Regions from separate parts of the Homo sapiens genome. Here regions 1 and 2 are each linked to region 3. The links are chromatin loops, found by intact Hi-C in ENCODE. Cell type or tissue: HCT116. All regions are shown on one strand.

Region 1 (2,500 bases), 160 kb before region 3:
TTAAAAATAGTCAAAGGATGTGAAAGAGTAGAGCATTCAGTGAGAGTAAAACAGAGGAACTATCTTGGGGCAGGTAATCAAAGATGGGCTCCTGGAAAACTAAGGTATAGCTGAGATCTGAAGAATAAGCAGGAGGTAGCTAGGCAAGGGGGAGTGAGAATGATGGCGTTCCAAGCAGAGATCTGGAGGGCCAGTTGGTGAGAAGGGATGGGACGGTAGCTGGGAAGTGGTTAGAGATGAGGCTGGGGAGGCGAGGAGAAGCCAAATCTTACAGAAGCATAGCCTGATAGCAAGAGGAAGCCAGGAACTATGTCTACGTCCAGGCCTAAGAAATTACACCAGCTGCAGTACAGAGAACAGACTAGGGTTGGGGGTGGAATAGGAAAAAAGGGAATAACTAGCTGTGGGGAGGCAATTCAAGAGAAAGATGGTGATGGCTTAGACTACGGCGGTGAAGATGGAGATAAACAAACAAATAGAAGAGACGTTTAGAAGGTGGAATGAACAAGATCTGACAATTGATTGACTGTGAGAGTTGAAGGATAGGAAAGAAAATGATGACAACCCAATTTCTGACTTACAAAAGGAATGGTGGTGTTCCCACTCCTAGAGAAGAAAAAGGCTAAAGAATAAGCAGGTTTGAGGTGGGATGGAGGTAGGGAGGAGATGGCGAGTTTCATTAGGTTGTGTCAGTGTTTAGATGTCCATGAAATATTTAAGAGGAAGACTTAGCAACAGGACAGATGAGTTCAAAGGTGAGAATAGAGATCTGTGTTCAAAATATGGAAATGAGAGTCAGCAGTATATAATCAGTCACTGGCCTAAAGGTTACTACCTTACTCACCTAAGGGTATATTTCTCGAATTTCAGTCATTGAATACCATATTTAGTATTTTTCCCACAACTGCCTATAGCCTGTGTTGCTTAGAACTTTTCCTTTATGTTTTCTCTCTACTTAAGTAAATTTTTATAAGGACACCGTATCATTATTCTTATTGTAAATTCAGTGGATTAGAGTAAAAAATAATAGTGAAAAAATAGACGACTATCAATTCTTATTTAGTGTTTAATATTTATTCTTGCATCACCTAAAATGGCATTACATTCTATCGGCAGTATATATTCATACTTTGGAAAATACCAGCCTAGGGAAAATGTGTAAGAGGAAAAGAGGGCCTCATATCAGCTTAAACTATCAATATTTATTGATGGGTAGAGCAAGAAAGCACATAGAGGCAGTCTCCAAGTCCCTGTATCTGTTCTGAAATATTGAAAAGATATTATTCTCTCTATATATGCACACATACACATACATAAACACCTATATATGGTTTCAGTGCACTACAGTTATATAAGATGTCACCCACTGGGGGGAGCTAAGTCAAGGGTACAACTTTCTGTGAGTGGGTGATTATTTCAAAAGAGAAAGGGAGAATATAGTGTAATACACAGATAAATGAACGGAAGTAAATGTTAATAAGGGTTAGCTATTTTGAGTAATGGGGTAAAGGGTTACAGTCACAGTCCTTTTTTTAAATTTACTTTTTCTAAATGTTCTATATTAAACATGTATTTTTCTGATTTTTTTTTTTTGGAAAGCTACTTTTTCAGGCAGAAATATCAGGCAGAATTTATCAAGAGATAACAAGTTTTGGGGAGTCTAAGGAAAGGATGGGTAAATAAATCCTATACCATTTGCCCACATCCAAGGCCAAAAGAAATGGGGCCCATATGCCAGACAGAAAGGGGGCTCATTACCTGGTAACCTGGCAAATGCTCAGCAAGCTTTTAACACATATGAAAATGAAGAACTAATGGATGCACCATCTTGATGTAACTCATCATCCCTCTCAGAACACCAGGGGAAAAGAATTAAAAACCGGTCCTTAGGAAAGACACCTTCAGCCTCATGTCTCTCAGTGTAGGCTAAACCCTAGAAGTACAGCCAATTTCTGGATCTCTCTAGCAGCAGGCACACCCAGGCCTCAGTGTAATCTTGCCCTCTGCTCAAGATGAAAGCAGAGCCATATTTCAGGGACTTGAGGGGACAGTTCATTCCAAGGCATTCTCTGCAATGTCTGTCAGAATGCTGCCTTGGCCCAACCGCCCTGCCCCATGAGACCCCCTAGGGCAGGTGCATTCACGTGAGTCAATGGCAAAGCTCAGGAGCCCACTTCATTCCTAACTGGGCTTTCTCCTCAATCCCCATGTTGCGTCCCCTGATAAACTGAGCTGGTTCTTTTGGCGAAGGCCTGAGTTCTAAGGGGAACATTGCCTTTCCCATAAGGCTAAACATGGTTTTGGGGATCTTAGCACCTTATAGCCAGTCAGATAGAATTTTAAAAAGCACCTAAAGGCACTACTGGGAAGATACAAAAAGGTGACAGGTCATGCCCCAGGAGGACTGGACCTCAGAAAATGGTGTGCTCTTAAAATATGCAGGAAATAAAAGAAGACCAATACCTATCTCATACCTCTGAGCAAACAGTGTGCCATTCTG
Region 2 (2,500 bases), 180 kb after region 3:
AGGCTTGGGGCAGAGGGGAACTTGGTGCATGTTGCCTCCCAACATAGGAGTGCTGGCGGCCTTTTCAGGCAGCCCCTGAGATTTTCTCTGGGGAGCTCAGCACTTCTCATCCAGAGAACTATTCTCACCTGGCATCTTTGAAGCCCTCAAGGAAACTTTCAAAGTGATCCAGGTCCCACCCTACCGGCTCAGCCCAAAATCCTTCCTTACAGGGTTATTGTGGTAAAATTGAAGGTAAGTGAGGTGGGAATTGAGTATGAAATGAGTAAACTTCAGTTTGTGGAGTCTCAGGCCAGTGGTGAAATTAGACCAGCACTTTCTCTGCAGCATGGCCATAACCTGAAAGGCCACTGCCCACCTTCTATGATTTCTGTGAACTACTTGTCCTCTGTTGATTTGGGACCAGTATCCCATATTCCCTAAGAAGGGGCTGGGATGGTTTTCAAAGATTTTTGTTGGTGTATTTTTTTTTTTTTTTTTTTTTTACTTTTTGAAATGGTAATACAATCACTGGGCTTAAAAAAGGAAAACCAAGGCTGAGGCAGGAGAATGGGGTGAACCCGGGAGGCAGAGCTTGCAGTGAGCCGAGATCGCGCCACTGCACTCCAGCCTGGGGGTGACAGAGCGAGACTCCGTCTCAAAAAAAAAAAAAGAAAAACGAGTATAAAGAGGCATACATTGAAAACCGAGTCCTCCTGTCTCCTACATGCTTGTTTTCCACCTAGCCCCCACAGACATTTTTATTATTTTTTATGTATCTCTACATAGTTTATTTATGCAAACACAAGTCAGTATGAGTACATATTGTTACTTTGCCTCTTTATACACAAAAGAGTAATTAACTACTTAAAAGAGCTTTTCTAAGAGGAACTTGTGATTGCCTCCCGGAGAGATCCACATCCTTCCCTGCTCTAGAAGGCTTTTCCTTTCCTCGAGATTTGGTTCCAGGCAGCCTGGTCTTTAGGCCCTGGCTTCCTGAGCCACCTGGTGGTCATGAGAAGCCACTGCTCCCAGTGAGCAGTAGGGCCTGGACTTCATTTAGAGCAGGGCTTCTGAATGCTCCAGAATCACCCAGGGGCCTTGTTGCCATGCAGCTTCTGATGCATCATTCTAGGGTGGGGCCCAGGAACTCAGTTTTCCTAACCAACCTCTCAGGTAATTAATGACACTGCCTGCCACCCTCCTCTATGAGTAGTGCGGGGAGAGAGAGCCTAGCCTCTCAATCTTGGCTCCACATTAGAATCCCCTGGAAAGATTTAGAAATGACTGATGTCTGTCCCCACTCCCCGCAGAGACGCTGGTGTAATCGTTATGGATGTGGCTTAAGCTCCACAGGTGACTGTAATGTGCAACAGCTGGAGTTGAGAAGCACTAACATCAGGCCAGAGCTGTACCCTTGAATGGGGTTTTGGGTTTTTTTGTTTGTTTTGTTTTGTTTTTGAAACAGGGCCTCACTCAGTCACCGAGGCTGGAGTGCAGTAGTGTGATTTCAGCTCACTGTGACCTCCACCTCCCCGGTTCAAGCGATTCTCCTGCCTCAGCCTTCTAAGTAGCTGGGATTACAGGTGCACACCACCATGCCCGGCTAATTTTTGTATTTTTAGTAGAGATGGGGTTTCACCATGTTGGCCAGGCTGGTCTCAAACTCCTGACCTCAAGTGATCCACCAGCCTCAGCCTCCCAAAGTGCTGGGATTACAGTTGTGAGCCACTGCGCCTGGCCGAATGGGATTTTTAAAGCATTTGCAAATACTTGCAGTCATTAATTCATTTTATTAATAACAGTAGTCTTTAAAAGCATCTGGAAATCACCTGGGCAGCAGTCTAGGCCAGCTCTCTCACTGGGGTAGTGGCCAGGTCAGCCAGGGCTACCCCTTAAGTCAGGATCAAGGCAATCCTGGCACTTGCCTTCCAGTCAGGCCTTTTTGTCTTCTGCCACCTCGGTTTAAATTCTGCCAAAGAAGTTTTTGAAATTTTGTTACTGTCACATTTAAGATTCAGAGCTAAAATAAAAGGAGACCCTCCCTGGTTTGAATTTAGATGGTTTCCGCATCCCCTAATAAATACCTTGCCCACACATTCTTAACAGAATCCATTGTTACAACACCATGCTGAATATCCCTTGATACTGTGGGGCTTTATTCCCTTGTTCAGGCCAATAGTTATGACCTAGCAGTTGCTGTTAATTAGCTGCACCCTTCCTTTTCTCTCATTCATTCCTGACTTCTCTCGACATTTATTCAGTGCCTTCTGTGTTTCCTGCACTGTGCTGAACACTAGGACCACAACGGTAATTAAGCTGGGGATGACTCTCTCTGCAGAGGATTTGGTGATTAGCAATCCGACACTTAAAGGATGAGCAGAAGCTGGGGTATTGGGTCATGGCATTTTCTCAGAATATAAGGAAGTACAGTGGCTGGAAGCAGGGAACGGGGGCGTTGGGGGTGGGAGGTGGAGCTAGAGGCTGGGGCAATAGCAGCGGGGAGTTGCACACATACAGT
Region 3 (2,500 bases):
CAGGACCAATGACCTCATTGGACAGGCTTTCCTAACGCTCCATCTAAAGTCACTCCTCATCCTCAGTCACTCTATCCCATCATCCTCTTTTACTTTTTTCATAACATTTACTACCAGCTGAAATTAAAATGTTCATTTCCTTGTTACCTGCATCTCCCACAGCATATTAAGTTATATGAGTTCAGAGATTTTGTGTATGTTGTTCACTGCAGTATCCCTGGTGTCTAGGGTGGTGTCTAGGGTGGTGCCTGGGAACCACTAGGCATTCAAATATTTGTTAAATAACTGAATGACTCAAAGAAGCTTGGGAGGTAGCAGTTATTACTCCTGTTTTACGAACGAGAAAATGAAGGTCCAAAGAGGTTTTCGTTACCCGCCCAAGGACCCATAAGCTTGGAAGGGGTAGATCTAGAATGTAAATCCAGACACAGCTCAAAATTGATGTCTCTCTATACTCTAACTCTTTCCCCACCCCCTTCCCACTCCTTCTAGTTCTGTCATCTGCTTCAGGACTCCTTTGGGAACCTACAAGTTTTGTCACAGATGCCACAGCAGCAAGTGTTTCAGCCTATTACATACACACATACATGCAGACATGCACACACAGAGACATGTACATAGACACCCATGCACAAATAAAAAACAGCTGTCTTTCCTAGCATAAAATTCATCTCATTCATCTAGATAATTGATGAAATACAACAGAATTAAGGCAGGAGTGCCAATAATTGCATGAAAAATATTGCCCTGTTGCTAAAGAAAATATTCATGTATTCATTTATTCAAGCACCTATTATTTATTGTGCTCTGAGGATGCCAACAGATGAGGAAAAACAGACCAGGGAGGAGCATATGTCCATTTGGCCAAGGCATATTAGATATGCTCTACTTCAGCGTTTCTCAAATAAGGGACAGAGGAACATCTGCACCCACTCTCCTAGAATATGGATTCCTGGGTCTCATTCCCTGCTGAAGCGGAATTTCTATTTCACTTGAATTTTGCCATAAAACTATGGCTTGGGCACTATGAGTTGTCCCACTTTAGGGATGAGAAAACAAGCATGGGTGGGTTAAAATGAATTGGCCAAGGTCACATAGCTAAGCTAGAAATGAGAACTCATGCATAATTCCCAAATCCACTCTCTTAGCCCCTTAACATTATACACTTCATTCTAGACCATTTTAAAGCTCTTTTCCCCAGTACTGAAACATACAAGACCCTCACTACTCCAAGTGCAGTCTGGCATCATCAGCGTCACCTGCGGGTTTGTTAGGAGTGCAAATTCTTGGATCCCAGCCCAGATGTACTGTATCGAAATCTGCATCTTAAAAAGACCTCCAGGAAGTTTGTGTGCACTTGAAAGCTTGAGAAGTATGCTCCAGATTATTGATTAATGCAAACACAGAAAGCAGAGTAATTCTTGTAACTCCCAGAACCTTTCTAGAGGAGTTTTTCTTGTTAAGCATCTAGTTATTTGACTGAACAACTCAAACCGCGAGAGGGTAACAGGAATAAATCCTAGTGTCTGCTGCCACCTTGTGGTGAGAAGTTCCATCACAGGCAGAATTCGCTCTTCACCACGAAATAAATGGGGCAATGTTGGAAGGGAGGGGTGGATCAGGTCCTCAATTTAGCAATGTACTTTGAGAGACCACTGCAAAATTCCAAGATGTAATGAAAACCACCCTTGGGGTACATTTTGAGATGTCCAAACAACAACTGGCCTTGTCATATGTGTCCCACAGGACACAGAGAACATTCACCAGCTGTAACTGAGAGATCTAACAGAAGCTCAACTTGTGTTAATCAGCGTATCGTTGGTATTCCTATAGGTCCCTACCACTTCAGAGTTCAAATACGCACTTCTGAATGTGGTGGTCAATTAGTGTGTGGGTGTTTTTTGTTGTTGTTGTTGTTGTTTGATTTTTTTTTTCTATCCAAATGCCAGCATTGAGGCAATCAGATCATCATTTCTGTATTTGCCTTGTTCAAGAATCTGTGAAGTGTTCCACAAAGGTCCATGGAATTTCACACAGCTCTGTCAAATACATCACTGGTGACCTCTGTGAAGTTGTAAACAGGGCCAGTCCCACAAATAATGTCTCTAACACCTGGAAGGGAATAAGGGAAAGACTCTAAAAATTTCCTACATATTTTATTCCGAATAGCCCACACCTTGACAGTACATTCAGTCACTGGATGATTTTGTATTGAAGTCTGTAAGTTCAAGAACTAAAACAATCCAAAACGGCTACTACAGGTGAAGTTGAGAGCAATGGCCCAACCTCAGCTGTATCTACCAGAACCCTTTAAGATTGCCTACAGAAAAGTTGGACAGTGCCGAAGATTCCAGCAACTCAAGAAGAAAAATGGCTCATTCAAAAGGAAGGGGATAGAAAGGTAACAGAGATTCATTTCCTTTTCTGTCAAATGAGAGTCTTTGGGTTTGGCATAGTGGCATGTCCTTTTAAGCATTGCATTTAGGAATGAGGACTCTGG

The links. Peaks named below come from ENCODE experiments on the same cell type or tissue, not always from the same donor. Only the 100,000 strongest peaks of a DNase experiment are listed, where the experiment ranks them.
Region 1: it touches region 3 in a loop (3-fold over the local background); 9 of 110 quality-filtered maps call a loop at or near these places.
Region 2: it touches region 3 in a loop (2.9-fold over the local background); 7 of 110 quality-filtered maps call a loop at or near these places.

What each region holds. Positions count from the first base shown.
Region 1 is chr3:63,660,077-63,662,576 of GRCh38, forward strand. The region is part of intron 3 of SNTN (sentan, cilia apical structure protein); the gene reads left to right. Among named protein-coding and RNA genes, the nearest start is that of SNTN, 8.7 kb to the left of the region's middle. In HCT116, a CTCF peak has its summit at 1,348 (motif pointing right); no DNase peak of the experiment used is centred here.
Region 2 is chr3:63,992,813-63,995,312 of GRCh38, forward strand. All of the region lies in intron 11 of ATXN7 (ataxin 7), which reads left to right. Among named protein-coding and RNA genes, the nearest start is that of PSMD6-AS2, 10 kb to the right of the region's middle. In HCT116, a CTCF peak has its summit at 1,002 (motif pointing left); a DNase peak (open chromatin) is centred at 959.
Region 3 is chr3:63,817,196-63,819,695 of GRCh38, forward strand. C3orf49 (chromosome 3 open reading frame 49) reads left to right here and starts at 2,104. Exons shown (of 7, transcript NM_001355236.2): 1 at 2,104-2,401. The coding sequence starts at 2,277. RefSeq lists a silencer at 1,451-1,570. In HCT116, CTCF peaks have their summits at 1,526 (motif pointing left) and 1,728; a DNase peak (open chromatin) is centred at 1,516.